2 separate regions of the Homo sapiens genome follow, and region 1 is linked to region 2. Evidence: chromatin contacts called from ENCODE Hi-C data. All regions are on one chromosome and are shown on one strand. The core of a region is the stretch at or near the end of the contact, and the rest is flanking DNA. Distances in the headings are between cores, read along the strand shown.

Evidence for each region. Hi-C counts contacts between places; a loop is a spot of excess contacts on that map. Pooled maps may share reads with other maps.
Region 1: a loop to region 2 is called in a pooled map, with 10 times the contacts of the local background. The contact joins the enhancer-like site here to the promoter of PLAAT2 in region 2. A Hi-C loop is called at or near these places in 4 of 37 single-sample maps with no recorded cell type and 9 of 50 pooled maps.

What each region holds. Positions count from the first base shown.
Region 1 is chr11:63,853,964-63,857,858 of GRCh38, forward strand. The region is part of intron 1 of MARK2 (microtubule affinity regulating kinase 2); the gene reads left to right. Among named protein-coding and RNA genes, the nearest start is that of MARK2, 17 kb to the left of the region's middle. Within about 2 kb of position 2,142, at least 3 of the 41 ENCODE cell types and tissues checked have a DNase peak (open chromatin) inside an H3K27ac peak, as active enhancers do.
Region 2 is chr11:63,561,685-63,565,602 of GRCh38, forward strand. PLAAT2 (phospholipase A and acyltransferase 2) reads right to left here and starts at 1,695. Exons shown (of 4, transcript NM_017878.2): 1 at 1,632-1,695. The coding sequence starts at 1,640. RefSeq lists a silencer at 2,652-2,731.

The sequences.
Region 1 (3,895 bases), core at 892-3,391, 290 kb after region 2:
CTGGGTTCAAGTGATTCTCCTGCCTCAGCCTCCCAAGTTGCTGGGATTACAGGCACCTGCCACCACGCCTGGCTAATTTTTGTATTTTTAGTAGAGACAGGGTTTCGCCACGTTGGCCGGGCTGGTCTGGAATTCCTGACCTCAGGTGATCCACCTGCCTCGGCCTCCCAAAGTGCTGGGATTACAGGCATGAGCCACCATGCCTGGCCAAGACTATTAATTCTGTGTGTGTGTGTGTGTGTGTGTGTGTGTGTGTGACAAGGTCTCACTGTGTCACTTAGGCTGGAGTGCATTGGTGCAACCTCCGCCCACTGCAACCTCTGCCTCCCGGGTTCAAGTGATTTTCTCACCTCAGCCTCCCCAGTAGCTGGTACTACAGGTCCGCACCACCACGCCTGGCTAGTTTTTCTATTTGTTTTTTTTTTTTTTTTTTGGTAGAGACAGGGTTTTACTATGTTTGCCAGGCTGGTCTCAAACTCCTGACCTCAAGTGATCCACCTGCCTCAGCCTCCCACAGTGCTGGGATTACAGGCATAAGCCACCATGCCCAGTCTTTTATTTTATCAACCCTTTAATAAAGGTCTCTTTAGGCCAGGCATAGTGACTCACGCCTGTAATCCCAACACTTTCGGAGGCCAAGGCGAGTGGATCACCTGAGGTAAGGAGTTCGAGACCAGCCTGTCCAACATGGTGAAACCCTGTCTCTACTAAAAATACAAAAATTAGCTGGGCATGGTGGTGGGTGCCTGTAATGTCAGCTACTCGGGAGGCTGAGGCAGGAGAATTGCAGTGAGCCGAGATCGCACCATTGCACTCTAGCCTGGACCAACAACAGCGAGACACCATCCCAAAAAAAAAAAAAAAAAAAGGGTATTCCAAGTGAGGAAATACAAAGTATTCATGAGGCATTGCTGCTGTATGCCAAACTTGAGGAAAGCACATGTGTTGGAGCTGAACCAGCTGCAGGGATCATAATTTTTTCTTGAAAGAACAACTGATGGACAAACTAGAGTTGTTCATATGGACATTTTATGAAAATGAACAAAGTGAGCCTGTCATTGTTGCCAGTGATAAAATTCAAGTTTTCAAGTGAAAATTAGAATTTTGGAAAACTTGTGTCTGCTAAAACTTTTCCGAGATTGGTAGTAAAATTAATGAATGTGATTTTTTGACATTGTGTGAAACGTCAGTGTTTGGAAATTCTGCACAATTCAGTGAAGAAATATTTTCCAGATTGCTAGTGGGTAAAAGAGCCATTCAAAGTGCAGGACGAGGCCAGGCATGGTGGCTCACGCCTGTAATGTCAGCACTTTGGGAAGCTGAGGAGGGAGGATCGCTTGAGGTCAGAAGTTCAAGACCAGCCTCTGCAACATGGCAAGACCTCATCATCTCTGCTAAAATGTTTAAAAAATTAGCTAAGCATGGTGATATGCACCTGCAGTCCTAACCACTCAGGAGGCTGAGGCGAGAAGATCTCTTGAGCCCAAGGTCAAGGCTGTAGTAAGTTGTGATTGTGCCACTGTACCCCAGCCTGGGCAACAGAGTGAGACCTTATTTCAAAAACAAAAAAAAAAAAAAACAGTGCAGGATGACTAATGTAAAAGTATATGAAATGTTCCTTGATAAAATTTCAGGTTCCACATTGCAACTAGCCTTTAAAAACTACCACTTGTTGAATTTTGGTGTAGTATCAAAGAAGAAAATCCTCAGTATCTGAAAGGCTGTTGAACTCTATTTTTCAACTACATGTCTCTGTGAAGTGAGATTTTCTTCATATGTTTCAACCAAAACAACTTATGAAAACACATTGAATGTGGAAGCAGAGAGAAGTCAGCTGTCTTTCATTAAGCCAGACATTAAAGAGATGTGCAAGAATGTAAAGCACTGCTACTCTTGTGGTGAAATTTCATTTTGTTTTGGAAAATACAGGTTTTTTATTTTAAAAAGATTATTAGCATAAACATGTGGATTTATGATCTTGAATGGATTAATAAATATTTTTTAAAATTAGTTTCAATTTCTAATAAGATAGCTGTGTAGTCCTCAATAATTTTTTAAGCATATAAAGAGTTCTTGAGACCAAAGGTGAGAAAACCACGGTAGCAGACAAAACATGGGGCCCTTGTCTTGATCGGTTGGTTGGTTACTTGCTTTGACTTCATAAGGAGCTCTTGTTTTGCTGGTTCCCAGCCCCAGTATAATCCCTGCCTGGGCCTCAAAGAGGCATTCAGTACTTTGGTTTGCAGTCCTTCTGGTTCCAGAAGCTAGTTCTCTGTGATGTGAGGGACTTTGACCAAAGATAACTGATTTCCTCCTTCTGATACATACACCACTGGCCCTGTGGGTTTTTTTTTTTTGTTTTTTTTTTTTTTTTAAATATATGGCTTGTTTATTCTTTTTCTCCCCTTTTTTCTTTATTTCTTAAATTTTTTTCTCATTTTCCCTTTTAATTTCTTTATTGTTGGTTTATTTATTTTGAAACAGAGTCTTACTCTGTTGCCCAGGCTGGAGTGCAGTGGCGTGATCTCAGCTCATTGCAGCCTTGACCTCTCCAGGCTCAGTTGATCCTCCCACCTCCGCCTCCCAAGTAGCTGAGATTACAGGTGTGCGCTACCACACCCGGCTAATTTTTGTATATTTAGTAGAGACAGTGTTTCGCCATGTTGGCCAGGCTGGTCTCGAACTCCTGGCCTAAGTGATCCGCCAACCTCGGCCTCCCAAAGAGCTAGGATTACAGGTATGAGCCACTGCAACCTGTCTTGTTTTTTATTTTTCTCATTTTTTTCCATTTTTAAATTTTTCATGTTTTTTTTTTTTTTTTTTTTTTTTTTTTTTTTTTTTTGAGACAAAGTCTCTCTCGCTCTCTCGCTCTCTCACTCTCTCGCCCAGGCTGGAGTGCAGTGGCGCCATCTCGGCTCACTGCAAGCTCTGCCTCCCGGGTTCACGCCATTCTCCTGCCTCAGCCTCCCGAGTAGCTGGGAGGGACTACAGGCGCCCCCCACCATGCCCGGCTAATTTTTTGTATTTTTATTAGAGATGGGGTTTCACCGTGTTAGCCAGGATGGTCTCGATCTCCTGACCTCATGATCCGCCCGCCTCGGCCTCCCAAAGTGCTGGGATTGCAGGCATGAGCCACCACGCCCGGCCTAAATTTTTCAGTTTTTATACTCATTTCCTTTTTGTTCGTTTTCTTTCTTTAATTTGTTAGTATTTGTTGTTTTTTGAGACAGCCTCACTTTATCACCCAGGGTGGAGTGTGGTGGCACGATGTTGGCTCACTGCAACTTCCACCTCCCAGGTTCAAGCAGTTCTCCTGCCTCTGCCTTCCCAGTAGCTGGGATTATAGGCACTTGCCACCAAGTGATTTTTGCATTTTAGTAGAGACGGGGTTTCTCCATGTTGGTCAGGCTGGTCTCCATGTTGGTCAGGCTGGTCTCGAACTCCTTACCTCAGGTGATCTGCCTGCCTTGGCCTCCCAAAGTGCTGGGATTACAGGCATGAGCCACCGCCCCAGCCTGTTTTTTGGTCAGCTGTTTTGTTTTGATTGCATTATAAGATTAGTTCATCAGGTAGACTTCCTTTGGTATATATTTAGTTGTGGTTTGGAAAATAAGTTTTTTATTAAAAATAAGTCATTTATGTTTACATGTAATGAGTTTACTCATGTTCTGTTAAATGAATTGATACATATTTAAATTTTTCCTCACTTGAATTTCTAATATAGTAAATACTGATAGATAAAATTCATATAAACAAAAGCTTCTGGGTGTTCAGTTATTTTTCAAAATGCAAAGAGTCCTGAAACCAAAAACTGTAAGAATCATGGTTGTAGACAAAACTTGGTTTGGTTCTCCATGACTTTGGTTGATACATTTTTTTTTTATTTTTTTATTTT
Region 2 (3,918 bases), core at 445-2,944:
GTACCGAGTACACTGCTGAGATGATAGGTACACCAAAATCTCAGACATCACCACTAAAAACTAATTTATGTAACCAAATACCACATGTTCCCCCCCAGAACCTCGAAATTTAAAAAAAAGTAAAGCCTTTGACTAGAGGGGTCAAGAGTCAACTTGACCAAATAAGGGACAATTTGAGCATCAAAAAAAAATAATAAAAATAACTGTACACAAACTGAAACACATCAAATATGTTAAAACCCACGTGTTCATAAGGATATTTTTTAAAAACACTAGGCATCTTTGGAGGATGGAAAAGAATCACCCTATTATTCCAAAAGCTGGTAAATAAAGGAAAAGATTCAAGCATTTCCTAACTGAATTGTCCTCACGGAATGCAATTTAAAACTACAACAAACCCCAAAGCTACAAACCAATACTTGTAAGGTAGCCATATATGTATGCAAAAACAGAAAAATATTTGGAAGAATACGCACCAGGTTGTACAGAGGGGAAAGGCTGTACAGATGGGAAGGATGGTCAAAGGGGACATTAGTTTTTATGCTAATAGTTTTGGTTTTTGGCTTTTGGCTTTTTTTGAGACATGATCTCATTTTGTCACCCAGGCTGGAGTGCAGTGGCACTATCACAGCTCACTGCAGGAAGCCTCAGCCTCCCCAGCTCAAGTGATCCTCCCACCTCAGCCTCCCAAGAAGCTAGGACTATAAGCACATACCATTATCCTTGGCTAATTTTAATATTTTTTGTAGGGATGGGATCTCACTATGTTGCCCAGGCTAGAGTTTCGGTTTTTCAGACAAAGTGAATGTGTTCACGTATTTCTCCTGGAATTAAATACATTCTTTCTTTTTTAAGTCGAAGCTTTAGAGTCAGAGCCTCCTAAGTTCGAATTCCCTCTCTGACTTTTGGGCAGCCCCCTCTCTATACTTACCAGTATATCATTCCTCCTATCCATGAAGTTGGCAGTAATTATGCCTACTTCATAGGATTGCTTATTAACTACCTGGTGTGGATTAAATAAAAGAAGTGTTTAGCATGGTGTCTGGACCCCTGAGCACTTGGGAAATGTGGCTGCTATTGGGTCTAAAGGAAGAAGGAAACTAAGAAGGAATTGGAGGGAAGGAGGGAAAGTAGAGGGACTGGCCCTGCCTGGAGGCGAGGGAGACAGAGCCCTTTCTGACAGCCCCCATTGCCACCCACACAGCTGGAGCCCTTTCCCTGGACCCTCCCTCCCCAGCTAATCCCTCCCACTGAGGATGATGTGACAGAGGAGGCGGCCTGTGGGGTAAACCAAGGGCTGCTCTCCCTGAGCCCACCATTCCTGCCTTCAGGAGGCTTAGCAGAGCCACTGGTAGTTTGGCCAGAGGAGGGCTTGGAAAAGCATAAACGCAAACTTTGGCCACAGTAGAACCAGACCCCATGCGGCAGCTGAGGCTGGGGAGCCTCCAGGGTCATAACCCAGCACCGTGGTTCCTTCCCACAGTGTCTGAGAGAGCCAGACCCCCAGAACTCAGCATGTGCCCATGTGCCCTCCATGCCAGAGCTGTAGACCAACAAGAATACACATAATCATCACTAATAGGGTGGTTGTTCCTCAAATCAAAGCTTTAAAACCGTTTCTGGGGACTTACCAAAGCCATCCTTCCTTCAAGATGATGTCTTGTGTGTTGCTGACTCTGTGTCCAGCCTTAAATTAGCTCTGAGTTTCACTTTCCCTGTGACCCAGCCCATATACAACTATTTCAGAACATAGGCTGGGTGCGGTGGCTCACACCTGTAATCCCAGCACTTTGAGAGGCTGAGGCGGGAGGATCACAAGGTCAGGAGATCGAGACCATCCTGACTAACACGGTGAAACCCCGTCTCTCCTAAAAAATAGAAAAAATTAGCTGGGCATGGTGGTGGGCACCTGTAGTCCCAGCTACTCCAGAGGCCGAGGCAGGAAATGGCGTCAACCCAGTAGGCAGACCTTGCAGCGAGCAGAGGTCGTGCCACTGCACTCTAGCCTGGGCGGCAGGGCGAGACTCAGTCAAAAAAAAAAAAAAAAAAAAAACAGAACATAGATCAAGGTTCATGTAAAATTTTCCCTGTCTTCAAACAGGGGCAGAGCACATATCAAGTAGGCAAGGCGGCATGAAAATCAGCCAGACAGAAGAGGAATCAGAGCTCAGGATATAGATTGAGAAGGACTTAGTGGCAGTGTGGTCAGGGGCACAGCTGACAATCACCAAGTTTCAGGTGGAACAAGCAAGATCCAGTGGTTGTGGGGGCAAGGGAGGATATAGAGACAGAGACCATGGGGGAAAATTTCAAAAAGGAGAGAGGAGCCCCAGAGAGACTGAGATTCATGCCTCCAAATTGGGAATGATGGTTGCCGGGACAGGCAAACATTTCCACCAACCTCAAACCCCATGGCCCTAGAAAAATCGTATTATTGGAGGCACATTCCTCTACCCTGGAAACAGAGTGAGCCTGCTTGGACAGCAGTATAGAAACCACTCCCCTTTCTGCCTCTCACCCACAGTTCAGAAACACTCATTCCACACCAAATGGAAACCAAAACCCAGTACTGGGTGTGTAGAGGTTGCTTCTTTGAGGCACCTGCATGCTTATCTCACCCAAGCTCCAAATAAGTATCTCTTCTGTCATCTACATATAGTTGTCCGGTCCTGAGCAAACTGGACAGGAAGGGGTGGGTGGGGCTGGGGGGAGCTGAGCATCCTCACTGTGGGGCATGGGGGCGAGGACCAATAACTTACCCTCTTCAGGCTATAAACAAACAAACAAACAAAGAGCTTTAGTGTGGGGATGCAGATGGACTGGAGCCAGAACTGGAAAACTCTTTGGGAGCCACAGCAGTTCTGCATGACCAGCTACTCCCTCAGCTCACGTGGTCATGTGGTCTTGCTCCCATGGAGACGGCCTCTCTCAGCACCTCCACTCCATTCTCCTCTGAGTTGCAGTGGGACAATCTTCAAAGTATTCCTTCTGGAGGGAGACAGTAGGGTTGGCTTGGCTAATTATCTCCTGCCCCATTGTCCAGAGACCTCTGGGCCGGTCCCACTCAGGCTTGCTGATCATCTTTTTAGGGGCTGACCTCCAGTCCAGCAATCTCAGTTCTTCCTATGCCTGCCCTCCCCTTGCAACCACATCACACCCCTGTTTCCTGGGGCAGGAGGACTTCCACGTGCTGTCTGCTGAAAGGATCTCAGGTGGGTTGGCACAATGACCAACCAGACCATGCAGGGCGGAGTTGGGGAGGAACATCACTGTACTCATGCTGGGGCTTGTGGCTTTTCACCGAATCCAAGCTGTTCAGAGTGTCAGGAAATTATGTCCAGGAGCTATAGGAAAGGAGAGTCTGCAAATCAAGGGCCAGTGGAATGAGAATTCTGCTGTCTCCCTACTGTTCATGCTGAGCAGGAAAGGTGACAAAGTTCTACTGACAGAGAACAGGGTAGGGCAGGCCACACCCAGCCTGCTGGTAAGCTCTAGGCCTACAGCCTGGAATACTTACATTTTTGTTCACATGCACGCTCTCTATGTTTGTTTAATTGTATAAAAGGCTATAAAAGGAAAGATAAGCCTCCATTCTCCCCACCTCCAGCCTCCAGCCTCCAGCAACCCAGTTCCCCTTTCTAGAGGCAATGTTATCTTTCTATGTACATGCCAGGAATATCTTGGGCTACATATAATTTTAATGGGCTTTGGCCGGGCACAGTGGCTGATGCCTGTAATCCCAGCACTTTTGGAGGCCAAGGTGGGTGAATCACTTGGGTCAGAAGTTCGAGACCAGCCTAGCCAACATGGCAAAACCCCGTCTCTACTAAAAATACAAAAATTAGCTGGGCTTGGTGGCGCACGCCTGTAGTCCAGCTGCTCGGGAAGCTGAGGCAGGAGAATCTATTGAACCTGGGA